Regions from separate parts of the Homo sapiens genome. Here all the other regions are linked to region 2. Evidence: chromatin loops called from intact Hi-C (ENCODE). Cell type or tissue: Panc1. All regions are shown on one strand. Each heading gives the region's core, and the rest is flanking DNA. Links, peaks and the distances in the headings are about the cores only.

Region 1 (8,430 bases), core at 1-5,000, 640 kb after region 2:
TCTTTGTAGAACCCTGTGGTATAGAGGAGTATGGCCACTGCCCCACTATTTTTATTTTCTTATGTAAGTTTGCATATCAGTCATGACTAGTGCCTAGAAAGCAATGTGATGGTCAGGATCTCATGACATTATATTTGAGTTTCTTTCAGATCATTTAGGATACTCTTAATCTCACTTCATCAATCAAATATTTTTTGAGTGTATGCTGTAGCTGAAAGAGTATGTACGTACGTATAAGACTAGAGAGATATTAAGTCTCAGTACACTTCCTGTGCCATGTTATTCAGCTCACTGGTTTACAAATATAGGTTGTCTTGTGGTTGTAGGAGCCCACTGTAACAATACTGGGCAGCCTTTTTTTTTTTTTTTTTAATTGCAACAATGCAAAAGCCAAGAAAGTATAAGGGTCACAAGTCTAAACAATGAATTCTTCAACAGGGAAAACAGCTAGCTTGAAAACTTGCTGAAAAACACAACTTGTGTTTATGGCATTTAGTACCTTCAAATAATTGGCTTTGCAGATATTGGATACCCCATTAAATCTGACAGTCTCAAATTTTTCATCTCTTCAATCACTAGTCAAGAAAAATATAAAAACAACAAATACTTCCATATGGAGCATTTTTCAGAGTTTTCTAACCCAGTCTTATTTTTCTAGTCAGTAAACATTTGTAAAAATACTGTTTCACTAATACTTACTGTTAACTGTCTTGAGAGAAAAGAAAAATATGAGAGAACTATTGTTTGGGGAAGTTCAAGTGATCTTTCAATATCATTACTAACTTCTTCCACTTTTTCCAGAATTTGAATATTAACGCTAAAGGTGTAAGACTTCAGATTTCAAATTAATCTTTCTATATTTTTTAAATTTACAGAATATTATATAACCCACTGCTGAAAAAGAAAAAAATGATTGTTTTAGAAGTTAAAGTCAATATTGATTTTAAATATAAGTAATGAAGGCATATTTCCAATAACTAGTGATATGGCATCGTTGCATTTTACAGTATCTTCAAAAATACAGAATTTATAGAATAATTTCTCCTCATTTAATATTTTTCAAAATCAAAGTTATGGTTTCCTCATTTTACTAAAATCGTATTCTAATTCTTCATTATAGTAAATCTATGAGCAACTCCTTACTTCGGTTCCTCTGATTTCAAGGCCATATTTTAAAAAATCAAAAGGCACTGTGAACTATTTTGAAGAAAACACAACATTTTAATACAGATTGAAAGGACCTCTTCTGAAGCTAGAAACAATCTATAGTTATACATCTTCATTAATACTGTGTTACCTTTTAAAATAGTAATTTTTTACATTTTCCTGTGTAAACCTAATTGTGGTAGAAATTTTTACCAACTCTATACTCAATCAAGCAAAATTTCTGTATATTCCCTGTGGAATGTACCTATGTGAGTTTCAGAAATTCTCAAAATACGTGTTCAAAAATTTCTGCTTTTGCATCTTTGGGACACCTCAGAAAACTTATTAACAACTGTGAATATGAGAAATACAGAAGAAAATAATAAGCCCTCTATACATAAATGCCCAGCACAATTCATTGTTAAAAAACAACCAAACCTCACACTACTGTATTTCATTATCTGTACTGAAAGCAAATGCTTTGTGACTATTAAATGTTGCACATCATTCATTCACTGTATAGTAATCATTGACTAAAGCCATTTGTCTGTGTTTTCTTCTTGTGGTTGTATATATCAGGTAAAATATTTTCCAAAGAGCCATGTGTCATGTAATACTGAACCACTTTGATATTGAGACATTAATTTGTACCCTTGTTATTATCTACTAGTAATAATGTAATACTGTAGAAATATTGCTCTAATTCTTTTCAAAATTGTTGCATCCCCCTTAGAATGTTTCTATTTCCATAAGGATTTAGGTATGCTATTATCCCTTCTTATACCCTAAGATGAAGCTGTTTTTGTGCTCTTTGTTCATCATTGGCCCTCATTCCAAGCACTTTACGCTGTCTGTAATGGGATCTATTTTTGCACTGGAATATCTGAGAATTGCAAAACTAGACAAAAGTTTCACAACAGATTTCTAAGTTAAATCATTTTCATTAAAAGGAAAAAAGAAAAAAAATTTTGTATGTCAATAACTTTATATGAAGTATTAAAATGCATATTTCTATGTTGTAATATAATGAGTCACAAAATAAAGCTGTGACAGTTCTGTTGGTCTACAGAAATTTACTTTTGTGCATTTGTGGCACCACCTACTGTTGAAGGGTTATAAAGCCATTAGAAAAGTAGAGGGGAAGTGATTTGGATCAAAAGGAAAAACTTTAGAAAAGATTCAAATGTTCCCTTAATCATAAAAGAGAACTGAGGGGACTACTTGAAAATAAAAGGTTGTTTTGTATTTTCATGTTGGTTAAGATACTGAGTAACTGGTATTAAGTGTTAGAGGTTTTTAGATAAATATTCTGCTTAATGATTATGAAGCTGCACTGAGATTTCTGAAAATGCTCTGTAGCTGAGCTTATTTAATAAATGTTCACTTGGTATAGGGGAAGCTACAAAGGCAGCCTTCAGTGTCCTTTTGTTTATTCAACCAAAAATATAAGGACACAATGTAGCAGTTATACTGGGAAGGTGCTGGGGGTGGTGGCAATGGTGAGCAGGAAGGCGAAGTAGATATGGAAACAGAAATGATACTAATATCGGTGATTCCTTCCTTTTTTCCTGTAATAAGTGCTGTGCAGACAACATATGAGCAGTGCTGATAAATGTAAATGTATTTTTCATAGCTCATTAAGAATCAGTTTCAGAAAGAGATGTCTGCTTATTTTGCTACTTGAAGAATCCCTGTCAAACAGTCCTTTTGAGGAAGTACAAGAGGCTGTCTCTATTTGTGACCTCAGGAATGGCTGTGACAGTGTCGTGAGCAGTCCTTTTCCTGTGGCACAGATCTGAACTTTGTGTGCAGAAAAATCTTGGCTTCAAGTGAGCCAAGATGCCCCCTGAGCATCAGCATCACAACTTCATCCTCCTATCTTGAAGTTCATGTTATAGTGACTTTAATGAAATCATAGAACACTGTTTCTTCGTGAACAATGACGAGGGAGAGGAAAAAACTTTATTGAAAAATAAAAAGGCAGGTAATTTAGATGAAAATATGTTACCCATGAGGTTTTGTTTTTGCTTTTTGTTTTTGTTTTTGAGAAACAGAATCTCGCTCTGTCGTCCAGGCTGGAGTGCAGCGGCATGATCTTGGCTCACTGCAACCTCCGCCTCCCGGGTTCAAGCGATTCTCCTCAGCTTCCCAAGTAGCTGGTACTACAGGCATGCGCCACCACAACCAGCTAATTTTTGTATTTTTAGTAGAGATGGGGTTTCACTATACGTTGGCCAGGCTGGTCTCAAACTCCTGACCTAAGGTGATCCTTCTGCCTTGGGCTCCCAAAGTGCTGGGATTACAGGCATGAGCCACCTTGCCTGGCCCTACCCATGAGCCTTGACTAAAACATTCTTCTATCTGTAGAAAAGCCCAAAAGAACTTTTCCAGATTCAAAAAACTTGGCACTTTGTAATGGTAATGTTTACATTAAGTAAAAAAAAAAAAAAAACCCACTTAGCTTCAGTTTTCAAGTGTTTACTGTGTTGTCATGCACTTCATTTAATTCTCAACACCTGCCCTATGAGGTAAAAAGTACCATTTTACATATGAGTAAATTACAGCTCAGTGGATAAGAAACTCGTCCAAAGGTACAGGTTCAGTCAAGTGGCAGAGGGTTCTTTTTGTTGAAGTTAGGTATCAGTTAAAATTGACCTTGTAAAATCACATCAGCATCAATATACATTAATTTAACAAATATTTATTGAACTTTACTGTATGCCAGATACTTCTCTAGGTACTAGGGGGTACAATGTAGAAGAAAATAGAATTCCTGCTCTAATGAATTTATATTTCAGTGGTGAAAGATGATGTGTGGACAAACACATCTAATGTATTTTGACAGCAATGGGTGCTAAGAAGAAAATAAGACATGGTAATTGGATAACAATGGAGAGAAGTCAGAGATGGCCTTTTCTGAGGAGTGACATGCTCAGAATCGAATAAAAAGAGCAGGAGCAGCCTTTCAAGGTGGGTGCGAAGGATATTCCCGGAAGAAAGAATAAGTGTTGCAAAAGCCCCAGTGGGAAAAAGCTTGGCAAGCTGAGGTGGTAAAAGAGCTATCTGTACTAATGTCTCTTGTACTGAGTTAGCAAGGACAAGAGTGGCAGGGGGTGGAACTGGAGAGATAGCAGGGACCACATCTCACAGGATCTCGCCAGCCTTTTTAAGGTATTTGGATTTTATTGTTAGTGCAACAAGGAGCCACTGGAGAGTTTTAAACAGTAGTGGTGTGACCTACTGTTTCAGAAAGAACACTGGCTACTATGGGAAGAAAGGACAGTAGGAAGACTAATAGATAATGGTGGATTGAACTAAGATGGTAGCAACAGATAGGGAGCTATGGTAATGTTCAGTATCCACTTTGGAGATAGATCCAGCAGGACTTGCTGACAGACTGCATGTAAGGGCTGAGGGAAAGAGAGCTAGCAAGGTGACTTCTAGTTTGTGACCTGAACTAGGTAGATGGTTGTGTTAAAAATGCAGTGGGTATTTCAGTCTGAAGCTCAGGGGCAATGATGGAAAATAAGATAAATGTGTGCAAGTTGGCTGGGCGTGGTGGTGCACGCCTATAATCACAGCACTTTGGGAGGCCGAGACGGGTGGATCACTTGAGGTCAGGCGTTTGCGACCAGCCTAACATGGTGAAACCCCATCTCTAATAAATACAAAAAAATTAGCTGGGCATGGTGGTGCATGCCTGTAATCCAAGCTACTTGGGAGGCTGAGACAAGAGAATCGCTTGCACCTGGGAGGCGGAGGTTTCAGTGAGCTGAGATCGCACCATTGCACTCCAGCCTGGGCAACAAGAGCGAAACTCCATCTAAAAAAAAAAGTGTGCAAGTTATTGGTACGTATATATTTAAGCCTCGGGACTGAATGAGATTACCTAGAGAGAATGAAGATAGGGAACATTCTTGAGCCTGAGATCCTATAACATTTAGAAGAGAAGCTAGCCAGGGAAATTGAGAGGGACTGGCCAGTGAGAGAGAGTAAAATCTGAAGAGTATAATGCCATATGTTGAAGCTCAGAGAATTATTGTTTCAGGAAGGCAGAAGTTGTCAATTATGTCCAACATTGCTGAGAAGATGAGTAAGGAATGTAAATGAGTAAAGGCAGGAATGGCTATTGAATTTGTTAAGACAGAGGTCCTTGGTGACCTTCCTAAGAGTCATTTCAGCATGACAAGGATGCAGACCTAACTGGAATAGATTTTCAGGGAAGACTGAGAGGCAAGGAAGGGGAGACTGCAAATATATGCAAATCTATATTTTTGCTTTGAAGGGAAACAGAAAACAGGACAACAGCTGGTTTACAGAACTTTTATTTGGATTCTTTCCTTGTCTGTTAATAATATAGGCTGCACCTGGGCATCATCGTGCCCTTCCTTTTTGATTCTGCTGTTTTGCTTTTAATCCTACAGGCATTTCTTCTGGCAGGAGCCTTGTACACACTCTGGGTGGTTCATGACCACCACGGACTTGCCCTTTCAAGGCAGAAGCCTGTGATTCAAAAACTTCCATTCCTTCCAATCGACTATTATAAAACTCATTTTGTCTAGTGCCCATACTCCTTTACCTTAGGATCCTGGGCCAACTGTCACTAAAGAAAACAAACCATTTCCTCCTCCTGGGGGAATGTGCTTCTTTCAAGAAGGTGCTTAGAGAATAGACATTCTAGGTGACAGCAGTTATGAAAGAGGTGTCTCTAATGAACCTAACACTTCTTCCAACATACTCCAGGTTCACCCTCCTTTGAAGACAGAAAGTACTACAACTTCAGTTGCCACCCTAGTCAGGTTCATAGGATTTACTCAGTAGGTTAAGAGATGGTGCTGAGAATGAAGTCCAGAGTTTGAGTCTACAAGTGGCATTTGCTTCTCCTTTGGGACTTCTGTGGCAGGGTGTGGAACCAAATCAGATTGGTTGCATATCTGTTTCTCTTCCTGAAAATACAATTCAAATACCTTCATAGTCTGTGACAGCAACTTATAACCAACAGACAATGGTATTATTTTTATTTATTGATGGCACTCCCCCATAGCCAGAACTTCTACTGAGTCATTCATCGTGTATTCCAGGAATACTTTCCAAATGGAGTAGTGAGGCACTTCCAATAACAGTTATGTAATCTGTTAACAGTGGCTCAAAATGACATGTGAAGGAATGATGTACTTCTTTTTTCAGACTCACAGATCTCATATGTTAATTCAGTCAACAAGTACTTAGGGCTTATCACATGCCAGGCACAGGTAATATGACAATAATGAAAACAAAAACCCTTGCTGTCATAGAATTCGGTTTCTAGTGGGAAGAGACATACATTAACAAATCATATATAAGTAAAACATTAATTATGGTGATAACAGAAAAAGAAAGCAGGGGAGAGGGATAGTGTCTTAGTTCAGGTTGCTGTAACAAGAGTACCATAGACAGGGTGGCTTAAACAACAAACATTTCTTTCTCACAGATCTAGTGGCTGGGAAGTCTAAGACCAGGGTGCCAGCATGAAGAAGTTCTGGTGAAGGCTTACATTCTGGTTTCCTCACAGTGAGGGCTCTTCACGCCCTTATAAATGCACTAATTCTATTACCCACATGACCTCATCTAAAACTAACTCACAAAGGCCAAACCTCCTATGTTGAGATTAAGGCTTCAACATAGGAATTTTGGGGGGACAAAAACATTCAGTCTCTAGCAGATAGGGGCCACTGTGGGAGGGGATTACAATCTTAAATAGGGTTGTCAGGGAAGGCTTCATGAGGGCAAAGACCTGAGGAGGCATGGAAATGATCCACGCAGATGCATGTCTGGGGAAGAGCATTCCAGGCAGAGGCAGTGGGAATGGACCCTCAGGTAAGAGCATGTTTAGCAAGTTCAGAGAAAAGCCTCTTAGGTCAGGTCTGGAGCGAGAGTGGAAAATGTAACAGGACAGATCATGTAAAGACTTGTAGACCACAGTTAGAGGCTTGGACAATAACTCTGAGGATGACATGAAGGTATTGGGAGGGGGTGTTGAGCAGAGGAGTGATATGATCTGGTTTATATTTTAGATTATTCTGACTGCTATGTTGAAAATAGGGTTGAGAGCAGAGGGGAAGGGCAGCACACCAGTTAAGACCACTTCCCAAAAATCCAGATGATGATGGGCTTGAACCAGGAGAGTTGCTATAGGGATGTGAAGCAATCAAATTCTAGATATTTGGGACCTGCTGACAGGTACATAATGGTGTATGAGAGAAAAGGCAGTGTGAGAATGACTCTGAAGTCTGTGGCCTGAGCAAAACAGAAACCTGGAGTTGCCAATAGCTGAGATAAAGTTTCTGGTTAAAGATCAAGAGCTCAGTTTTGGACAAGAGGGGTGTGAGATTTCTAATAGACATTCAGGTGGAGGTGTGGGGAACACACCTGGATGTGATGAGCCTGGAATTCAAATTCACATGTGTGAATTTGAAAAAAGATTCAGAAAAGAGGTGTGGACTGGAGGAGCTATCCACACACAGATAGCATTTGAAGCCACAAGACTGGGGGTGATGACGCAGGGAGTAAGTATAAATAGAAAAGAGAAGTGGTCCAAGGACTCAGTCCTTACATCAGAGGTCAAAGAGACAAGATGGAGACTAGGAGATATGAAGGCTTGTGCAGTGAGTGTTTCGGAGAAACGAAGAAACTTCCCAGAAGAAAGGAGAGGTCAACTGCTAACAAGTCAAGTGAAATGAGAACTGGGAAATGAGTTGACAAGAGCAATTTGGCTGGCGTGATCAGAGAATGTTTAAGAGATAATGTGAGGGAAGAAAATGGAGGCAGGAAGTATGAACTACTCTTTTGAGTCATATTGTAAAGGAAAAAAATGGGGTGATTTTACTCTTTTTTTTTTTTAAAGATAGGAAAAAAAAGTATATTTATATGCTGAGGAGAAGAATCCAGTTGAAGGGGAATACTGTGGCTTCAGGAGACAGGAAAACTGCCTAAGCCACATCCTTCAGCAAGTGAGTGTTCAAGTGGAGGGTTTGTCTTTGCTTGGGGCACGGGCGGTTCATCCACAGTGAAAGGAGAGAAGGCAGGGCATGTGGGGTTGGCTGTAGAAAGCGGGCAGACGGGGTGGGAACTTATGAAGACTCTTCTGATTGTTATTTTCTCTGTTAAGTAAAAGGAAAGGTCATTGGCTAAGAATGAAGATGGACGCGCAGGTGCTGGGAGTCATCGAAGAGAATGAAAGAATGAATAAAATAGAGAAAAATACAATGCTATTATATAAACCTATACATTTAAATTACTTTCCTC
Region 2 (11,399 bases), core at 2,548-7,547:
TTTTTGAGATGGAGTTTCACTCTTGTTGCCCAGGCTGGAGTGCAATGGTGCGATCTCAGCTCACTGCAACCTCCGCCTCCCGGGTTCAAGTGATTCTCCTGCCTTAGCCTCCCGAGTAGCTGTGATTACAGGCATGTGTCACCACGCCCGGCTAATTTTGTATTTTTAGTAGAGAGGGGGTTTCTGCCTGTTGGTCAGGCTGGTCTTGAACTCCCAACCTCAGGTGATCTGCCCATTTCAGCCTCCGAAAGTGCTGAGATTACAGGCGTGAGCCACCATACCCGGCCTAGAACATCCATTTTGGATAAGCTTGGCACTGACTCATAATCAGCTCAACTTTCTGGCACATTTTTAATTTGAAAGAAAAGAAAGAGATATATTAAAAAGGGATGCATGATTCTCAGTGAAAGAAAAGAGTCTTTGTAACTCTCCCTTTTACCTCACCATGCACATGTCTCCGGGACAAAGGAAAGAGTGTTTGTAACTTTAATTTCCCATGCCCAAGAGAACGCCGACATTTTGTAAATAAAAAAAGTCACCAATTTTCCTGACTTTTATTTAATCAAGTGTTTTCACTGCCTTGGTCTTTCTAGAACTCTAACAAGAAGTAAAATAGGACATTTGGCCTCTTTCCTCTGTTCCTGCCAAAACCTTGGGGTGATGCAAGGCAATAGGGCGCATTCTGCTAGGGTCAGGGTCGGGGATCCTGGATGGGGAGGGCTTGGAGACCATGCATTTGTTCTGAATAATGGCAGACAAAAGAGAACTCTAATCAAATGCTTCCTCTAATCAAATGCTCGAAGAACTGCTGAACGGCATAGGCACTTGCTGTTCCAGAAGACAGGGCAAGGAGCACTGCATGGGAGGTAGGAAGCAACAGATTTTGCTCTCAACTCTCAGAGCAGGCAGCATGGAAACATATTGCCTTCTTTTTTTTTTTTTTTTTTTTTTTGAGACAGAGTTTCACTATTATGGCCCAGGCTGGAGTGCAATGGTGCAACCTCGGCTCACTGCTACCTCTGACTCCCGGGTTCAAGTGATTCTCCTGTCTCAGCCTCCAGAGTAGCTGGATTACAGGCACATGCCACCATGCCCGGCTAATTTTTGTATTTTTAGTAGAGATGAGGTTTCATCATATTGGTCAGGCTGGTCTCGAACTCCTGACCTCAGGTGATCCACCCACCTCGGCCTCCCAAAGTGGTATTATTACAGGCGTGGGCCACCGCGCCCAGCTAGAAATACATGGCCTTCTAAGAGAACTTCTGAACTAGGTAGAAGGTAGAAATTACTAAATTAATTTGTATTAATAATTAACAGTTGGCTATACCTGTAAGTTGGGAGTTCCAAAGCAAATAAGAGGCTTCTCGGAATATAGATGTTCAAACCTTCTAATTCTCAGATTGCAACATATGGTCTTTCCAAAGACTGGTTTTCCTTTTCCTGTCTTGTGTATGTCTTGAAAGATACTCTCTTTATAAAACTACAATGAAGGCACAATCTCCTTTCTTATCCTGTGAGCTTATTAAACACAGATAAAATTTACTTTGAACATACTTTAAAATCCTTCAAGTACAAATACAGCAGGGTAATATTTCAGGATCATCATTATCTCCCCATATCAGGCACCAGCTTTGTCTTGCAGCCACATTTGAGCAGGCATTTATATTAGTGCTGTTCTGTGCTACAGCTTTGCAAACTCGCATTTTTTTCTATAACCATATGTCTCTATGCTAACTCTAGCGTTCTTCAGCTTGTAAATCTTTTTCTTTTGTGTCTTTTCAAACTTTTGTCACTTGGCTCTATTTTGATTGTCAAGTTCACTGCCAAATTTTGTTCAGTTACAATCTGCCAACATCTTGGCATTTCCAGGATGTTACATTAAGAGTAGATGAGTGCAAACAGAGCAAACTACATGCAATGAAGACTGTCCCCAAAAATGTTGTCCCTCTAAGTCAAAGATTAACTTTTACCTAAATTTTTGAGAGTAAGGTCCTTTAGGCTGTTGACTTGGCCAATGAGCAAGAATCCACAGTCTGTTAGACAATATCTGCTAATAAGAAAGTCACATTTCAGCACGAGTGGCTAAGAGATTCTCTCCTGATTTGGGGGCAGGCCAGTCAGGCACAAGCTGCTTATCTGTGCAACTGGGGCAGCTTAACCCATAGGCCAGGAAGGCCTGGCTTTGGGAATCATTTCAGGGTTGTGGCCCACATCTAGTGGTGAGCAAATATTGACAGAACTGGGGTCCTCTTGGAACAACAGGGGAGTGGGAAGGGTGGGGGCTAGTTAATGACTGTCAGACTCCATACCCAAAACAGCTCAAAATCTTTACAAAGACATCAAGACAGAAAATCTGTAAGCTAAGAAGTGTGATTTTATTTAATTAACCTGTTCCAGAGGTAAGCCCCATAGGACAACACTGAACAGCATGATCTAATGGCCAATTACTACTGTTGCAGTGTGAACTGAAGGCTGTGAGCTTCCTGGTCTTTTAAAAATTATTTACTTCTAATTATCTTTTTCTTTCTTTCTTTTTTTTTTTTTTTTTTTTTGAGACGGAGTTTTGCTCTTGTTGCCCAGGCTGGAGTGCAATGGCGCAATCTCGGCTCGCTGCAACCTCCGCTTCCCAGGTTCAAGAGATTCTCCTGCCTCAGCCTCCAGAGTAGCTGGGATTACAGGCATGCACCACTACACCCGACTAATTTTTTGTATTTTTAGTAGAGATGGAGTTTCACCATGGCCAGGCTGGTCTTGAACTCCTGACCTCAGGTGATCCGCCCGCCTCGGCCTCCCAGAGTACTGGGATTACAGGCGTGAGCCACCGCACCCAGCCTATTATCATTATTTTTAGAGACAGAGTCTCATTCTGTTGGCTAGACTGGACTGTAGTGGTACAATCATAGTTCACTGTAGCCTCAAACTCCTGGGCTCAAGCAAAACTCCTGCCTCAGTCCTCTGAGTAGCTGGGACTATAGGCACATGCCACCATACCTGGCTAATTAAATTGTTTTTTTTTTTTTTTTTTTTGTAGGGATGAGATCTTGCTATGTTGCCCAGGCTGGTCTCAAACTCCTGACTACAAATGATCCTCCAGCTTCAGCCTCCTGAGTAGCTGGGATTACAGGTATAAGCCACCATGCCTGGCTGCTTCCTGGCCTTCTGATGGCTCACTGATATCAAGGGCAAGATAGAAAAAGAATGGAAAGGACTAGCATTTATTAAGAATCTGCTGTGTGTTGGGCACTGGTTTCAGGATATAATCACACTTTTCACTCAGTCTTCAAGAGAAGGCATTATTAGCTCCTTTTGCCAGGTAAAGAAAGAGAAGTTAAGGAACTTGGCAAGGTGATGGGGTGGGCAAGATCCAAACTCAAGTCCATCAGATTCCAAATTCCATGCTTTTCCACCAGACCATGATAAGTGCATAAAGACATGCATGGTATGGCTGAAGACCAAGCAGGAGGGAGGAGGGTGAAACAAGGTTTCTTTATCCTTCTTCCATGAGGGAAGGTCCTGATCATGTGTACGACCACAAAGTGAGCATCTTACCCTGTTGTGAAAGGCAACATGGTAATGTATCCATTATCACTTATTATTTTAAAAGCATGTGAAATTATGCAGAAAACAATGAATTGGTTTATTTCATGCCTCAGGTTCTAGGAACCAGTGCTCAGTGTTTGGCCCCAGTAAGGACACCGATGGGATTTTCTGGGGTCTGTGTGAGGGGAATGCTGTGTGTGAGTCCCTGTTAGGACAAGGAGAGGAGGCAGTGCAGCAGCTCACACATAAAAGGCACAGAAATTCAGCTCTGTTAAATATCTACATTAAAACTAAAACCAAAACCAAAACCTTTTACAGCACACAGGTCAAATGTAATTACCAGAATGCTAAGTTACTTTCCAAAGGGACTGGGACTTTTTGTGTTTAATCTGCATGAAATTCTCAATTAATAGATATAATCTTAGGCCTTTTGACTCAGTTTTGACCACTGTCAGATAAATAGGAGGTTCTATACTTTGTGCATGGATAGTCAAGTGGGACAAACAACCTGATAAAAAGCAAATCTTAAATTTAAACTATTCTGTGGTTATTCACCACCTACAGGATAAAATCTAACCTTCTTGGCAGGTGGGTGAGACGTGGCCTGACTCCTTGGCCTCATCTCTTATCATTTCCAGCCTCACACTTTATAAGAACATATTATTTGGAGGTTACTGCTTTCCAAGTGCATATGCCGCAAATGCTATTTCACACCTTTATGCCTTAGCACACACCAGTCTCTTTTCTGGGAACTTCAGATCTGGCGATGTCTGTGGAGGATTTGGAAGATCACACTTTTCCCCTAGGCCTCAATTTATTCCTTGACCCACCCCAATGGAATGAATTGTTGCCCCCACCCCCAACTACTGTGACACATTATACACACTTCTATTGCTACACTGACCACACCTATCCCCTCTCCATCCCTCAACTGTGAGCCTCCCTGAGAGGAATACTGGCATATAGTAGGTGCTCAGGAAAGTAGAAGAACCAATTTTTCTCTAAGATATCATGGTACTTTTTTTTTTTTTTATCTTGCCTGGAGTCTTTGATGTCAGATAAGAATTAGCTTCTTCTTATTTCCATAAAACAATAACAGAGAACAAATTCCCTAGTCAAAAAGTTCAGTAGGCTGGGTGCGGTGGCTCATGCCTGTAATCCCGGCACTTTGGGAGGCCAAGATGGGTGGATCTTTTGAGGTCAGGAGTTCTAGACCAGCCTGGCCAACATGGTGAAACCTCTACTAAAAATATAAAAACTAGCTGGGCATGGTGGTGGGCACCTATAGTCTCAGCTACTTGGGAGGCTGACGTAGGAGAATCGCTGGAACCCGGGAGGTGGAGGTTGCAGCGAGCCGACATCACGCCACTGCACTTCAACCTGGGCGACAGAGCAAGATACTATCTCAAAAAAAAAAAAAAAAAAAAAAATTCAGTCAATCCTTTCAGAGAATATCCAAAAGTTGATCTTTTTTCAAATGAACGTAAAACGGGAACATTCATTCTAAGAAACATGTAAGATAATCGAAGGACAATATTCTTCAAGTATATATTGTTTCTACCTGAAAGCTAGTGAAAAGAGGATACACATATAAAAGTTAGTGTCCCATATCTGGGGCTTTTGGTATGTTAATTACCGCTGTTAGAATGCAAACACTAAATGCCTTTAGTATTGGAGGCCCCATTAGAGAAAACACCTGTGTAGTTTCAGGGGTTGTTAATTGTCACTCTCAACCAGCAGGTGTCGCTAGAGACAAGCACATGTACTATGGCTGCCCTCTCAAGGACGACCACCCCAAAATCCTGCTCCAGCTGGAACTCCTGCCTCCCTCTAAGGTTCCGTCCCTCCGTGGAAACTTCAGCTGGAACAGCATGCGTGTCCATAGTTAGCAAAGTTTATTATACAGCAGAATCCTCTGGACTGGGTTGGGGTTTGTTAAAATGCAGATTTCTGTCTGCTGGCTGCAGAGATTCTGATTCAGCAGGTAGAAGTGAGACCCTGAGTAATTTCTGTTTTAAACGCTGCCTTTTTTACCTTCCTTGCACCCCCTATTGTGATGCCTTTTGAGAAACACTGATTTCTCAAAACTGTGGGCTTTGAGAAATCTTTGAACTGTGGGCTGTTCAAAATCACCTACTCAGAAACAATCAGGCTGCCAAAGGATTCATTTGTTGATTCACTCAATAAACCTCTATTGTGCCCTTAATAACTTCCCAGTTACCCTTGGCTACCTTCACAAAGTTGTGCAGCTCATCCTCCTATCTCAGGCTTGGGATCAACCATAGAACCCAGTAAAGTCTTGACCTTTCCTTTCTTATGTTTGATGGGTGAGTATCCCACCAAAGAACCTGGCTTCCACTCTGAGAGGAAAAAAAAATCTCCTTTTCTCATCAAGAGCATTCATATATTTACAGAAACTCTGCCAATAAACAGATCCCTAATGGTTAGTTTATGGGACATAAACATTCCAAAGTGGTGAAAATGCATCTTATTCCTATGGTTTTTTTTTCTTTTTTGTTCTAGCAGGGTCTCGCCATGTTGCCCAGGCTGGAGTGCAGTGGCTATTCACAGGTGTGTTCATCACGTACTACAGCCTAGAACTCCTGGGCTCAAGAGATCTTCCTGCCTTAGCCTTTTGAGTAGCTGGCACTGCAGTTGTGCACCACGGTGCCCAGACTACTATGATTTTAAACACAGATAAAAATAATAAATCTATTACTATCTAAAAATTAAAATGCTGCTATGTTTTACGGCAATATTAACTTTGTAAATCCAAGATAAATAAAAATTCTAGTCGTAAAAAAAGGGATAAATTAGATTGCTACAAATAAATTACAACAAAAATTTCATTAGAAACTTAAAATTGCTATAACATGTTTACCCAGGGGGTGCTGAGGGAGCATGCATTCTTAGGAACTTTAATGAAAATCATCGATCCAAATGCAGACTACAGCTAAAAAACACTAACTGTCGGCTGGGCGTGGTGGCTCACGCCTATAATCCCAGCACTTTGGGAGGCCGAGGCGGGCGGATCACGAGATCAGGAGATAGAGACCATCCTGGCTAACACAGTGAAACCCCATCTCTACTACAAAAAATTAGCCAGGCATGGTGGGCGTGCCTGTAATCCCAGCTACTTGGGAGGCTGAGGCAGGAAAATTGCTCGAACCCGGGAGGCAGAGGTTGCAGTGAGCCAAGATCGTGCCACTGCACTCCAGCCTGGGCGACAGAGCAAGACTCTGTCTCAAAAAAACAAAAATACAAAAAAAAAAAAAACCAAACACTAACTGTCCAGCGAAAGCTTAGCATGCCCTGAGTCCATCTATTTTTTTTTTTAACTTTCTGACTCTTAGAAAAATGTTTGCACTGGAATAGACTTTAAAGGTCATTGAATTAGCCTTTCACTCTGTGCTCAATACTGCTTTACAACATCCCAGCTGCAAAAGTACCACCCAGCCTCTACACACATTCCTTCGTAGTCAGGGGGATCACGTCTTCTCCTGGGGTTAAGTCCATCTTGGTAGTGTTCCAGTTTTTAGGAAGTCTTCCTCACATTCTGTCTGATAGGCAGGAAAAGCCAGTGACTCCACTAGGTGGCCTTTCCCCTCCTAGGACTTAGCATAGTGCCTGGATTAGGACTGCATCTCAGCTGCATTTAACAGAAACCTATTATAGTGGCTTAAACAAGAAAGGGATTCATTCTTCTCATGTAACAGTAAGCCCAGAAGACATCAAGCCCAACTGTGGAGAAATCAGGCAAGAATGCTTTCTGGGAACCAGGCTCCTTCTATCTTTTGGTTCTGCCATCTTTGGTCTGTGGTTCTGTTGGTGTTTGTAATATGTCTTTTGTTCTTTCAAGTAGGATCACATCTGCATTCCAGACAGGCCAGAGAAGGGGAAAACCAGGAAGATGGGCGGCACCTATATTGGGAAGGCGAAATTTTCTTGGAAATTGCCAGTATTCTTCAGCTTATATCTCATTGGGCAGAACTATGTCATACGACCACTTCAAGCTTCAGGGAAGTATGGAAAGGTGAGTATTTTAGTAAGGCATTTTGCTAACCAGAATGATATCTGGGTTATATTCATGAAAAAGATGGGCAGAAGAGCAATAGCAGGGCAATCAGCACTCACTGCCACAGCCTGATAGTAATAGGTGATTAACATATGTTAATTGACTGATGAAACAGAAGTCTCTTTTTCCAACCATTAGAACCCTTTAGGGGCTCAGGACATGACTATAGACACCATTTTTTCTACAACATCCCTTTAGATATTTGAATATAGTAATCATTGCTTTTCCCTTTCTCTACCCCAAGATGTCTCTTTTCCCAGTAGATATCTTCTCTAGGCTTGTCTCTGAAAACACTCTCATTCATTTATATTCCAGGTGTGGATTGACCTATAAAAAGTAATGCAGAGTAGGCAGGGCGTGGTGACTCATGCCTGTAATCCTAGAACTTTGGGAGGCCGAGGCGGGTGGATCATCTGAGGCAGGAGTTCGAGATCAGCCTGGCCAACATGGTGAAAACCGGTCTCTACTAAAAATACAAAAAAATTAGCCGGGCGTGGTGGCAGGTGTCTGTAATCCTAGCTACTCGGGAGGCTGAGGCAGGAGAATCGCTAGAACCCAGGGGGCGGAGGTTGCAGTGAGCTGAGATGGCGCCACTGCACTCCAGCCTGGGTGACAGAGTGAGACTCCATCTCAAAAAAAAAAAGTAATGCAGTCATTTCCTTTCTCCTGCTGTATATCATGTGGTCGCTATTATCAAATAGCTACCACAAAAGCACATATTGTGCCCAGACCTTGGTTTCCAAATACCAGTTTCCATTAAAAGGAACTAGGGCTCACTTGAAGACTTGGCTGATTACAGAGTTGAAACCAGGAAAGCATAAGATGAGCTTGGAACATCTGGTTGCGTCAGTGAATAAGGAAGTACTCAAAGAATGATGGGGACAGATCAAAAGTACAGGAGCCAGCTTGAATGGGCTCCCATTGGCTAAATCTGAGACAATGTGGGCATAAAAATAAATGAGGATAACAGAAAAAAGTAACAATCTGGGATTTGATATTTATTTATTTGATGAATAATCAATATTTATTCAACAAATAAATATGTATTTGATGACTAATTAAAACGTTATTTAACATATATATTATTTGATGAATAAATATTTATTTGATGAAAAACTAAGTGGGTGAGAAGAGATTTTCCTTACAGTAGAACACCAGCTAATAAATATAGGAAGAATGATGAAATTAGAAAATCATCATTATATGAAAACACCAGTAATAGCTGTTTCAGAGAAGAATGTGAATAGATAATGTGAAAAGTTGATGAGAAATAGGACTTTTACATAGTCTCAAAATATGTCTCCACAAGATACTTATTAATTACAAAGGGAGAAACAGTACATTTACATTGGAGAGACCAGGAAGATCCACCTTAGCCAAATGATCAAAGTTAGCACACAGTAATGGGACAAACGAGATCATGTGCCTCCTGATATGATGCACTGAGAAGGACACAGTTATGCCTTCTGTGGTATTCCTGCCAAAAAGGCATACCTTGGATCTAATCATGAGGAAGCTTTAGACAAACCGAAATTGAAGGTCATTCTAGAAAATAAATGGCCTGACTCTTCAAATACATCAAGGTCATGAATGACAACAAAAGACTGTGCAATTGCTCCAAGTTAAAAGAGATTAAAGAGACATGAAAATGAAATGCAATGTGTGATCCTAGATTGGATTGTTGACCAGAAAAAAAAAAAGCTTTTTTCCATAAAGAACATTAGTGGGACAACTGTTAAAATTTAAAGAAGGTCTGTAAAATGCACACGCACACACACACACACACACACACACACACATACACAGAGAGAGACCAAGAGAGATGGAGACAGAGAGAAATGGAGACAGAGCAAGAGAGAGGGAGGGAGAGGTAGGAAAAGGGAAGCAGGGGAAGGGGAAGGAGAAGGGAAGAAGGATAGAGGAGTGGAAATGAGGAGAAAAAGCAAATGCATTAAAATACTAACATTTAGGGAATGTAGATGAAGGGTATATATAAAAATTCTTTGAACTATTCTTCTAACTTTTCTGTATGTCTTTATTTTTATTCTGGTAAAATATATATAACATAAAATTTACCATTTTAACCATTTTAAAGTGTACAATTCAGTGGTATTTAGTTCATCCACAAAGTTTTGCACCCATCACCACTATACAGTTCCAGAATATTTTCATTACCCAAAAAGGAAACCGTATTTCCAATAAGCAGTAATTCCCAATTTCCCCAGTGCCTGATAAGCATGAATGTGCTTTCTGTTTCTATGGATTTTGCCTATTTTAGATATTTCATATACATGGAATCATACAATATGTGGCCATTTGTGTCTGGCTTTTTCCCCTTAGCATCATGTTTTCAAGGTTCATCCATGTTGTTGCATGTATGAGTACCTCATTTCTTTTTACAGCTGAGTAGTATTTTGTTGTATGGATATACAACATTTTGCTTATCATTCATCAGCTGATGGACATTAGTTATTTCTACTTTTTGGTTATCGTGAATAATGCTACTATGAACATTTGTGAGCAAGTTTTTCTTTGAACACCTGTTTTCAATCATTTGGGATATATACCTGCATCCCATGGTAATTCTATGTTTAACTTATCGAGAAACTGCCAAACTGTTTTCCAAGTGGTGGCACCATTTTACATTCTCACCAGCAATGTATGAGTGTTCTCGTCAACACTTCTTATTGTCTATTTGTTTGAGTATAGTCATTCTAGTGGGTTTGAAGTGGTATCTCCTTGTGGTTTTGATTTGCAATTCCCTAATGACATTGAGCATCTCTTTATGTGCTTCATGGCCATTTTTAAACTTCTTTGAAGAAATAGCTCTTCAAGTCCTTTGCTCGTTATGGGTTGTTTATTTTTTTGTTGTTAAGTAGTAAGAGTTGTTCACATATTCTGGACAGTAGACCTTTATCAGATACATGATTTGCAAATATTTTCTCCCATTTTGTGGGTTGTCTTTTTGTACTTTTGATTATGTCCCTTGAGGCAAAAATTTTCCAATTTTGATGAAGTCCAATTTATCTATTTTTCTTTCATTGCTTGTGTTTTTGGTTTCATAGCCAAGAAACAATGGCCCAATCCAAGGTCATGAAGATTTACTCCTATGAGTTCTTCTAAGAGGTTTAGGGTTTTAGCTCTTATATTTAGGTCTATTTTGAGGTAATTTACTTGTTATTTTCATAACATTTTGAGTCAATTTCCTTGTTATTTATTTCTAATTTCATTCTATTTTGACCTAGAATATACTTTATATGATTTAAATCTTTTAAAATTTACTGTGATTTGTTTTGTGGCCTAACATGGTTTAGCCTTGAGAATGATCCATGTGCACTTCAGAAGAATAGTGTTGAATAAAGTGCTCTACAGATGTCTATTATGTCTAGTTGGTGTATGATGCTCTTCAAGTCTTCTATTTTCTTCTTGATCTTCTGTCTAGTTATTCTATCCATTTTGAAAATGAAATATTGAAGTCTCAACTATTATTGTTGATTTGTCTATTTCTCCATTTAATTCTGTTAGTTTCTGTTTCGTGTACTGTGGATTCTCTTATTAGATGCACATATGCTTATTTTTTATTTTGTCACCAAGGCTGGAGTGCAGTGGCGTGATCATAGCTCACTGCAACCTCGACCTCCTGGGCTCAAGGGATCTTCCCACCTTAGCCTCCTGAGTAGCTAGAACTACCAGCACACGCCACTACACCCGACTAATTTTAAAACTTTTTGTAGAGACAGGGTCTTGTTTTGTTGCTGAGGCTGGTCTCGAACACCTAGGCTCA
Region 3 (11,399 bases), core at 3,184-8,183, 260 kb after region 2:
AGAGTCTCACTCTGTCGCCCAGGCTGGAGTGCAGTGGCATGATCTTGGCTCACTACAACCTCCGCCTCCCAGGTTCAGGCAATTCTTGTGCCTCAACCTCTCAAGTAGCCGGGACCATAGGCACGTGCCACCACACCTGGCTAATTTTTGTATTTGTAGTAGAAATGGGGTTTCACCATGTTGGCCAGGCTGGTCTCAAGCTCCTGACCTCAAGTGATCCTCTCGCCTTGGCCTCCCAAAGTGCTGGGATTCCAGGCATGAGCCACCATGCCCAGCCAGGTTTTATTTTTTTTTAAATGATGTCAGAGAAATGGGGAAAAATGCTTAGATCTAACTAGATATTTATTATATTATTCCCAGAGGGCATAAAGGTAAAATGGCACAATGGATGAACTGCACACATTCAGGGGCCAGACTGGTTTAGATTCAGTTTTGACTTAGTAAACTGCTATAGAAATTGCATAAATTACTCAGTCTCTCTGTGACTCAGTTTTTCTCAACTATAAAATAGGGATCATAATAATACTTATTGACAGTATTGTGAAGATTGCATTACTTAGTTTATGGAAAGTATTGGAATAATGTTTGGTATATAATAAGCATTTGATAAGTATTAATTATTTTAGTAGTAGTTTTACATATTTCATAAGCTTTTCTCAAGAAAGTGAAAGCATATATATATACCCAATCCCAAAACTATAGATCCACAGTCATTTATTTGAAGCTCTTGGGGAAGATAAGTTTCATAATTCAGAATTTGGGGTTGTATATTATACAACACTAGTGGGGTCTAGGGGAGACCTCCCTAATGAAACACATTATTATTTTTGCATTGAAAATTATGAATATTCACTAAGTGGGATAAATAAACACTCTAAATAGCTTCATGTCAGTTCAGATCAGGTTTTACCACCAGACGAATTTGCTGTAAATGTACCAAAAACATTCAGTTTTCAGAATGTTTTGGATCTAAAATTGCATATAAGGGATTGTAGATCTGTACTTCAATGCATCTACCTGATGAATACTAGTTTGTCCTTACAAAGAATGAGATAGACCTATACATACTGAAATGGAAAGGTATATTGTTAAGTAATAATACTATATATGTTATAGTAGTTGGCAACTGACCGAACAGTACATATTGCCTTATCTTTGTCATATTTATAAAAACAGACATCTGTATTTTCATACATATATATGATAAATGTATTGAAAATAGACTGGAAAGATACCTGCCAAACAGTTGAGAGTGGTCACCTCTGGAGAGGGGATGGGGAAGGCTAAAGGCGAGCTGCCACCTTTTTCTCTGTATACTTCTGAATTTGTCTTCTATGAGAAGGTGTTCACACATATCTAGGTAATAAAAATGAAAAGGCCAGGTGCGGTGGCTCATGCCTGTAATCCCTGCACTTTGGAAGGCTGAGGTGGGATCACAAGGTCAGGAGTTCGAGACCAGCCTGGTCAATATGGTGAAACCCCATCTCAGCTAAAAATACAAAAAAAATAGCCAGGTGTGGTGGCGGGCACCTGTAGTCCCAGCTACTCAAGAGGCTGAGACAGGAGAATCGCTTGAACCCAGGAGGCAGAGGTTGCAGTGAGCCAAGATCACACCACTGCACTCCAGCCTGGGTGACAAAGCAAGACTCCATCTCCGAAAAGAAAAAAAAAACTGCTTAGAAAAACGAAATCAGGGAAGTGTTGTGGAGAGCCTGAGAAGTCTGTATTTAAATCTAAACTTGAGGAGCTATGGATATGTTTGAACTAAGTAGTAACAGCAGCCTCAGGAGAAAAAGTAGTTGGAACAATATGGTTTGGATTTACCTATCGAAAGAAGCGATATTGAGGATCAGTCTGAGTAAATTTTCCACTTGAGTTCCAGCTTCAGAATCAGCATAGTACTCTGAATTATTTCCCCAGTGCAACTGGGGAATAATGAAGTACCCAGGAGATGTTCTGTGGTGACAACAGAAATGAACCTAAAGGGCTTCTTAGCCTCTACCAGAGACCAGGAATGTTGCTGTGTCGCAGAAGGCAGGAGAAGAGAGGATTTCACCGAGGAACAGCAGGGTCAAGCGGGGCTTGCATTTGTGCCTCTGCCCAGTATATTCTCCACGCAGCAGTCAGGGGCATCTTTTAAAAGCACAAGCCTGGTTGTGCTACTACTTCAGTGGCTTCCCTAGAATATTCCTAAGTAGAGCTGGTGAGAAAGGGCCCTTGGTTCCTTTCTGGTTATAAGCCTAGAGTTCCTTGGGGTCATTTTTTCCTTCCATTCTCCTGCTGGAAAAAGGTGGCTTGAGAAAGAGATGCTGACAAAGCAGAGCAGTAGAGATGGAAAACAGAAAGGGAGGGCTAAGAGTATTTGAGTCCCTAAATCCAGTCTTACCTTGAGGCCCAGCTGGCTATCATTCTTTCTGAATTTGGCTACCATGTTTTTGCCCATGCTAGTTTGAGTTGGATTTTTTTCACTTGGAACCCAAAGACTCCTGAATAAAACCCTCCTCTTCAGTGCTGGATTCCCTGGAACGTTTAACTGGGACTCAAATTTGATCTGCGTTAGCAGTACACTTGAACTGTTGTACTGGTGAGGTTGTTGAGCCTAACAGTCTCTAGTCTCTGCCTTATGCAAACAAAGAATGCTACATAGCTGAAGGGAAAGGAGTGGGAGTGACTCCAGGAGTCATCACGTTTAAATCTGAATAGGTGTTGGCTGGGCACAGTGGCTCACGCCTGTAATCCCAGCACTTTGGGAGGCCGAGGTGGGTGGATCACCTGAGGTCAGTAGTTCGAGACTAGCCTGATCAATAGGGTGAAACCTCGTCTCTACTAAAAATACAAAAATTAGTTGGTCATGGTGGCTCATGCCTGTAATCCCAGCTACTTGGGAGGCTGAAGCAGGAGAATCACTTGAACCGGGGAGGCAGAGATTTCAGTGAGCTGAGATGGTGCCACTGCACTCCAGCCTCTGTCTTAACAAAAAAAACAACAAAAAAGTCTTTCTTATTTTACTGTATTTTTTCTTTTCTTTCTTTCTTTCTTTCTTTCTTTTTTTTTTTTTGAGACGGAGTCTCGCTCTCTCACCCAGGCTGGAGTGCAGTGGTGCGATCTCAGCTCACTGCAAGCTCCACCTCCCGGGTTCACGCCATTCTCCTGCCTCAGCCTCCCAAGTAGCTGGGACTACAGGCGCCCACCACCACGCCCAATTTTTTGTATTTTTAGTAGAGATGGGGTTTCATCGTATTAGCCGGCATGGTCTCGATCTCCTGACCTCGTGATTTGCCCACCTCTGCCTCCCAAAGTGCTGGGATTACAGGCGTGAGCCACCGCGCCCGAACATTTTACTGTATTTTTTTCAAAGTCTCTTGTTGGTAGTGATCTGATTCTTATCAAACTTTTTCATTGTTAACTCTACTAGTACTATTCAATTTGAATACACTCAAAACAGAGGCCACTCAATTTTATAAAAGGAAACCTTCTAGTTCTCAAAATTCCATTTTAATTTATGGTGGTTTGCTGTACTGTTCTTGTCTTTGCGTTATGCTCATTCTTAAAAAACTGTTTGTCTGGGTTTCTAGGTCAGAATTTTACATGTAGAGCAAATGGTCTTTATGCACATTTACTGTATTATTTGTTGAAGATGAAGTATGCGAAGATTTTCAAAGGATTGGGGGTAAATTTTACTCAATTTAAAGGTCAGAGGTTTACAATCATATGCTAAGCTATAGTGCATTTATAACTTTTATATCATTGTGTGTGTGTGTGTGTGTGTGTGTGTGTGTAAAATCACTGCATAAGGTCACCTTATGATAATTAGAATTTCTCTATTTCTGGTAGTTGTACTGTCTGAGTAATTCAAGCTGGAATTCTTTATTTGTCCCAAATTTGATATATAGATTTTGGTACTTGTTTATTGCCGCTCACTGTAGAAGTCCTGCATATTTAAGTAATACCTTGGTGCCAAGATTTTGGGAGCATCTAGATCATCTGGGAACTTTTGCAATTCTTATGAGTGGGTGTTAACATGTCACAAGATGCCAACATCCTATATGAAGGTAAAATAATCAGGTGAGACCCTGGAGGTGAAGCTCAAATTTGTGGATGACTCTGTGTGTGTGTGTGTGTGTGTGTGTGTGTGTGTATGTGTGTGGTGTCCAGGGAGGCCACAACTAGTAAGGGGAAAGGAAACCCAGAAGTGGTAACAACATTGGTCATTGTGTGGAATGATCTTGTGCAGAAATCTGGCAAGAAAAATATGACTGTAGCCTTTATTGACCTGCTATTGGCCTGTCACTCTAAGTAGCACGAGTTCAGTAGAGACACTGCATTATTGATGCTCCTACAAAACTTGCATTTTAATGCCCCTCAAGAATTCAGGATTGATAGAAATAGTGTTATAGCTTAATCAACTGAAACTGTAGATAAAAATAGATGGCTGCTGTCCTGGAACAGGAGGGTAAATGTCCTCCTGGGTGCTGATGAAATGGTTTTAATGTCATGGCCCAAGAATGTCCCTAGTAATTGGTTCTGAGTAATTAACCATTGTCAGTACTTTTAATGCAAAGTCTTCCAAAGATAATATCATAATTATTGGCAGATATTTCCCCAAATTCATTTGACTTAAATAACAAAATCCCCCACAAAACAACAATCACAACAAAACAGAACCCAAATCCATCTAACAAGTACAGTCATTCAATTTCCTTGAGACTCATTCATCCTGTCAAATCCACTGGAAAGCCATAGGATTTGTTGATATATTATTGAGAGTTTTAAATACCATTGGGGTAAATGTTGATATTTGCTTTGGATATTTTTTAGTTCATAGTAATCTCAACCATGCTTTATGGTATATAACTTTGTGCAGAGAGATTCAGCCCACTTCCTGAAGAAAAAAATTAACCTTGCCAGCAGATTAATTTCTATGTGGATCCTGGTTAGGCACCTCAATTTTAAAAATAGGGCAACAACATCACTACCTGTGCAAGTATGTTCTCACACAGCACTGGAGATGGTTCTTACTGGTTTGTTAGACTGTGTGCACCTTTCTCCACATCCATGTTCACTGATGTCAAGTTACTAGCTTGAAATTGGTTATAGCAGGAGTATTTACACCAGTGATTCTCAATGAGAAAGATTTTGCCCCCTAGGGCACATTTGACAATCTCTAGAGACATATTAATATTTTGTTGTCATAACTGGGGGGTTGCTACTGACATCTAGTGGGTAGAAGCCAGGGATGCTACTCAATATTCTTTAAAGGCCAGTGCTTCGTAAGAATTATCTGGCTCCAGGCCAGGTGCTGTGGCTCACACCTGTAATCCCAGCACTTTGGGAGGCCGAGGTGGGCGGATCACAAGGTCAGGAGATGGAGACCATCTTGGCCAACATGGTGAAACCCTGGCTCTACTAAAAATACAAAAATTAGCTGGACGTGGTGGCGTATCCCTGTAATCCTAGCTACTCGGGAGACTGAGGCAAGAGAATCACTTGAACCGGGGAGTCAGAGGCTGCAGTGAGCCGGTATCACACCACTGTACTCCAGCCTGGCAACAGAAAGAGACTCCGTCTAAAAAAGAATTATCTGGCTCCAAACACCAATGGTGTGGAGGTTAAGAACTCCTGATTTACACCATGGAAACTGGCAAACATTATAAGTTTGGACTTCCTTTTGTTTTCTTTCTTTCTCTTTTTTTTTTTTTTTTTTAAGAGTACCAGTTTATCAGCTTCTAAACCAAAAAGTGAATTCTTAGGACTTCATCACTATATCATCTGTAATTCTTATTAGAAGCCAGCTGGAGGAATGGATGTTTTTGGAAGACTGAAAGCCATGTTCTCCCTGGGTAATTCATACAGACCATGAATTGGCAAACTTTTTCTATAAAGGGCCAGAGAGTAAATATTTTAGGCTTCTCAGACCACACGGTCTCTGTTGCAACTACTTATGTCTGTCGTTATAGTGTGAAGACATCCATAGGACAATATTTAAATAAATGAGCACGGCTGTGCTCCAATAAAACTTTATTTACAAAGCAGGCTGATAGTTCACTGATCCCTGACTTAGACTATTAGTTTAGCCCCGTCTCAGACATTGCTTTCACGGAAGATTTATTCTGATGCCATGAGCCATCTGCTCAAGCTTTAAAAGCTTCCTCTCCAGCTCTTGCTGACACATTGGGCCAATATGAAAAGGTGGGCCAATATCAAAAGGTCCTACAGATGCCAGTCACTTAGATTTGTATTCTCTAATCTTGTCCATGAAGTTTCTACACAGGATCAATTTCCTTATTAAATGTCACTGCTGTTATCACCAATGTTCTTGGGAAAATGGACTGAAACTGCTGACAGAAGCACAGAGGAGACCCCAAAGAGCCTCTAAAGAATCATAGTGGGCGGGGCACAATGGCTCATGCCTGTAATCACAGCACTTTGGGAGGCAGGCTCACGCCTGTAATCACAGCACTTTGGGAGGCAGAAGCGGGCAGATCACCTGAGATCAGGAGTTCAAGACCAGCCTGGTCAACATGGCGAAACCCCATCTCTACTAAACGTACAAAAATTCGCTGGGCATGGTGGCAGATGCTTGTAATCCCAGCTACTCGGAAGGCTGAGGCAGGAGAATCACCTGAACCTGGGAGGTGGAAGTTGCAGTGAGCCGAGATCATGCCATTGCACTCTAGCTTGGGCAACCAAGAGTGAAACTCCGCCTCAAAAAAACAAAACAAGAAAGAAAAGAAAAGAAAAGAAAACAAAAGAAAAGAAAAGAAAAAAAAGAATCACGGTGAGTCTATGTTTCTTGCATAGAACCTCTGGGGTCCCAAGTGGCCATGGAGGCCACAGTTCTACTTCCGGCCCTAGCCCCGCCCCTACCCGCCTACCCACCATCGCAATGCATGATGGGCCACCACTTCACTTGGGCCACATCCACGAGACCCGAAGCTTCTTCCAGGTGGTGTGTGGCTGCCCCGAATGCGCTTTGAGAACATCCACTCCTTCCCCAATTTATATTGGGGGAATCAATAGTTTTTGTGCCTATCACCTCGTGTAATCGCAAAGATTTGTGCATAAAAGTTATGCCAGGCCGTGCACGGTGGCTCAAGCCTGTAATCCCAGCACTTTGGGAGGCCTAGGCGAGTTGGATCACCTGGGATCAGGAGTTCCAGAGCAGTCTGACCAATATGGAGAAACCCCGTCTCTACTAAAAATATAAAAATTAGCCAGGTGTGATGATGTGCACCTGTAGTCTCAGCTACTCTGGAGGCTGAGACAGGAGAATTGCTTGAACCCAGGAGGCGGAGGTTGCAGTGAGCCAAAAGCGCGCCACTGCACTCTAGCCTGGGCGACAGAACGAGACTCTGTCTCAAAAAAAAAAAAATAAAAATAAAAATAAAAAAGTTATCCCATTTCAGGGTAAGGGGATCACTGTATTTATTCCTCTTTTTAAGTCCAGTGGAAGTTAGGGATGAAATTGCCCAATGTGAGCCATGCCTTTTTAGTCTCGTAATTTGTTTCTCCCTGGAAGTCCTTAGCAACAGGCAGGAGACAGCAAAGTTCCCAGTGCACTGTGCTGAGTGGCAGAGGGTAGACCTGGCTCCATAGGAAGTCTGTCAGCCACAGACTGAACAGCTCCGTGGCTTTTGACCATATTTGCAGTGTCTCCCAGAGTTGTGAGCAGAAGCAGAGAGAGGATGCTGTGCACCAAGCGCTTGTAGGATCAGGCTTGCCCTGGCAGTCAGGCCATGGCTCTGGTGTCCAGATGATGGAGGGCAGGCCTCTCTGCTGTTGTAGCCGGGCTAAGCAAGTATGTTAATCTTCCTTTGTCACTAGGTGGCAGAATATAATTAAGATGTCAGAATTTCTTCCATAACATTGGAAGGCGTTTCTAGTTCCTTCTTAATGACCTCCTTCATTACTTTGCAGTATTTGCTAATGCCGTTTAGGACTGAGGCAATGAAATAAAATTTCCTTCTGCAAACATTTTCTATATTTATCCAGGATTCTACTTTTTTCATTTAACTGGCTTGCCTCTTAGGGAGAAGCATCCTTAACATAAAGTACATTCTCTTCTTAATGGCTACTGTTTGGACAATCCAAACTTCTTATTTTTATGTATTATTTTGTTACTCTTTGTGGGGTAGAAATAAATACTCTCCTGTCACATGTAAAATTTCAAATAGGTTTATTATAATGCATAATGTGATAATCCATTTTATAAATTAAAAATACATGAGTCCACATTGATAATAAATAGCTTTATTGATTTTCCTAACTATAAAGGCAATAGACACTCATTTAAAAAATTCTGAAAATACAGAAAAGTATAAAAAAGAAAAAATAATAACCAGTAATCCCACTATTCAAAGAGACCAAGCAGAAGGATGATAGAGTACCCCTGAATAATTGATCTTATCAAGTTGATGAAGCATAATTCTAAAAAAAACACATGGGTAAATATATGCCTCATAAAATATAATCCTGGGCTACCTGAAGGCCTGGGTCAGCACTTAACTCTTTTTTTTTTTTTTTTTTTTTTTTTTTTTTCCAGATGGAGTCTCACTCTGTTGCCCAGGCTGGAGTGCAGTGGCATGATCTTGGCCCACTGCAACCTCTGCCTCCCGGGTTCAAGCGATTCTCCTGCCTCAGCCTCCCGAGTAGCTGGGATTACAGGCATGAGCCACCACACCCAGCTAATTTTTGTATTTTTAGTAGAGACAGAGTTTCACCACGTTGGCCAGGCTGGTCTCAAACTCCTGACCTCAGGTGATCTGCCCACCTCGGCCTCCCAAAGTGCTGGGATTATAGGCGTGAGCCACTGGGCCCCGCGAAAACTATTTTTTATTAACATTTTATTATGAAAAATGTAAAGCATATACAAAAAAGTAGGAAGAACTTTATAACAAACCTGATGTATCCACACCCAGCTTCAAAAATTATCAATACATGGCGAATCTTGTTTCATCAATGCATGCTGACTTTTCTCCTCTCTAGTCTAGATGATGTTGATGATGATGATGATTACTGTTATTATTTGAGATAGGGTCTCACTCTGTCTCCCAGGCTGGAGTGCAGTGGTACGATCATGGCTTGCTGCAGCCTCGACCTCACCAGGCTCAAGCCATCCTCCCACCTCAGCCTCCTGAGTAGTGGGACTACAGGCAGATGCCACCACACTTGGCTCATTTTTAAATTTTTCCTAGAGACAGGCTCTCACAATGTTTCCCAGGTCTGGCCTCAAGCAATCCTTTCTCCTTGACCTCCCAAGGTGATGGGGTTACAGGTGTGAGCTATCGTGCCTGGGCCCTGGGCTAGATTATTTTGAAAGAAATCCCAGACATTGTTTCTCTTAACTTATACATATTTTATCTGTATTTCTAAAATAAGTTCTATAGAATCTGTGCAGTTTTGATGATTAACACATTAAATAATGCAATATATTCCTGTGAATTCTACTAAGGACTCACACGGTTGCCCACAGAAATGCAGCTTTGTAGAGGGTGTGGGTGATCTGACTGGAGTGGGCCAGATCTCTTGCCTGTGGAGTTGGAGATTTACTCTGCTGGGGAAAATACATCTCTGACCCAGTGTGTTATCTCCCTTCAGCCTTCAGATGAGTGTATGCAAAGAGTTTCAGTGAACAGACAGCAACAGACCAAAAGTATAGATAGCATATACCAGCTGAGAGTCTCCTCCAATGCCAGTCTTTCACATGCTCCCTGGTCCATTTTCAGTCATCAGAGGAGCAAAGAGTCTTCAGCTGAATCTCCTGTGCTGGAGGTCTTTCTCTTCTGGGGTCTTAGTATCGTGCTCCATTTCTTGCTTTTCCAGGAACGGGCTAAACTCCTACCATTTCCTCAGCTGAATGTTCACCTTCCTCATTTTCCCCTGATTAGCAGCAGCCTGCAGTACCCCTTTTACCCTTTTGCCCTAGCTGGGTTAGGTACACCTTTTCTGCAAGGGTTGCTGTATTTTCCTCCCTCCTCACTTCCTCTCCAAGCTCCCACTATTACATGAAGGTCCTAGTCAGTTTCCTTTTCCAGAGTGCTAATACCACAAAACTTGGCTGGTTGGTCCTGCTGCTTCTCTTTTCCCACTTCCACTTCCCCATGTACTGGATGCTTGCTACGTGTCAGGGACTGCACTCTGTGCTGGGGATAAAAGAATGAAAGAAGCAGAATCCTGCCTGGAAGAGCTTGCAGACTGGCTGGAGGATCTAGGTGAACAAGAGAGGGAACATAAATAAAGACAGTGAAACATAAAATGTGCCAGAAAACATGATGACATCAACAGTGATGACTAATGTTATTAGTGCAAAGTATTACTACCAACAACTAACATTTAATTGTACGGCTACTGTGTATGAGATGCTGTAACTCACTCCTTGTTTACTGTATTTTTAAATATTTTTGTTTCCTTTTGCTGTAAAATTTTTACATGTTTGTTTTAAATTTATTTACTTAATTGTAGGTAACTTTTTAAGCCACTGTAAATCCATTTGGAAACAAAGAGAGGAGTAAAAGGTAGGCCAGGCATGGTGGCTCACACCTGTAATCCCAGCACTTTGGAAGGCCGAGGTAGGTGGATCACTTGAGGCCAGGAGTTCAAGAGCAGTCTGGCCAACAGGGCGAAATCCCATCTCTATCAAAAAATAGAAAAAATTCGCTGGCCATGGTGGTGTGTGCCTGTAATCCCAGCTGCTTGGGAGGCTGAGGCACAAGAATCACTTGAACCCAAGAGGCGGAGGTTGCAGTCAGCCGAGATCATACCATTGCACTCCAGCCTGGGTGACAGAGTCATACTGTGTACCCCCACCCCCAAAAAAGGGTGAGCTTACTCTGCTTGGGGGAGTCAGAAAAGGCTTGCTCAGAACAAGCATTTTCTTTTTGTATTTATTTTAATTTTGAATCTGATTATACATTCATATAGTTCAAATGTATAACATAAAAATTATAAACATATATATACATACACATATGTATATACATATGCACACACACATACACATATATATATATGCATATATACACACACATATATATATCCCCATTACCCTTTTGTCCATCTCCACATTCTCCAAAGGTAACTACTGCTATTAGTTTCTTGTGTGTCATTCCAGAATTTCTGTGTGCATACATGAGCAAACATAAATAAGTTTCTTTCTTCCTCCCCAAATGTAGCATATTATACTTACTGATGGGTAGTTTGCTTTTTTAAAAAACATTTTATCATTTAGTGGTTAATACAATGGACTCTGGATTAGAATGCCTACATTCAAATCCCAGTTCTGTAATTTACTAGCTGCATGAACTTGGCAAGTTATTTAACTTCTTTGTGCCTTAATGTCTATTTCTGTATGTGAGGTCTTCAAAATCTTGCAACTTTATTATAGACTAAACTTTATCCTG

Evidence for each region. Hi-C counts contacts between places; a loop is a spot of excess contacts. Peaks named below come from ENCODE experiments on the same cell type or tissue, not always from the same donor. Only the 100,000 strongest peaks of a DNase experiment are listed, where the experiment ranks them.
Region 1: a loop joins it to region 2, with 11 times the contacts of the local background. A loop is called at or near these places in 30 of 110 quality-filtered maps.
Region 3: it touches region 2 in a loop (10-fold over the local background); 96 of 110 quality-filtered maps call a loop at or near these places.

What each region holds. Positions count from the first base shown.
Region 1 is chr9:104,774,790-104,783,219 of GRCh38, reverse strand. It overlaps ABCA1 (ATP binding cassette subfamily A member 1), which reads left to right. Exons shown (of 50, transcript NM_005502.4): 50 at 1-2,214. NIPSNAP3B (nipsnap homolog 3B) reads right to left here. Exons shown (of 6, transcript NM_018376.4): 6 at 5,456-8,430. Among named protein-coding and RNA genes, the nearest start is that of NIPSNAP3B, 15 kb to the right of the region's middle. RefSeq lists an enhancer at 7,727-7,976. In Panc1, for the core only: CTCF peaks have their summits at 2,096 and 2,299; no DNase peak of the experiment used is centred there.
Region 2 is chr9:105,409,468-105,420,866 of GRCh38, reverse strand. It overlaps a transcript of SLC44A1 not described here. Among named protein-coding and RNA genes, the nearest start is that of FSD1L, 33 kb to the left of the region's middle. In Panc1, for the core only: CTCF peaks have their summits at 5,110, 5,311 (motif pointing right), 6,940 and 7,144; a DNase peak (open chromatin) is centred at 5,296.
Region 3 is chr9:105,153,692-105,165,090 of GRCh38, reverse strand. LOC105376197 (a long non-coding RNA gene) reads right to left here. Exons shown (of 4, transcript XR_930205.3): 4 at 10,150-10,207. Among named protein-coding and RNA genes, the nearest start is that of SLC44A1, 85 kb to the left of the region's middle. In Panc1, for the core only: CTCF peaks have their summits at 5,009, 5,211 (motif pointing left), 7,604 and 7,803 (motif pointing right); no DNase peak of the experiment used is centred there.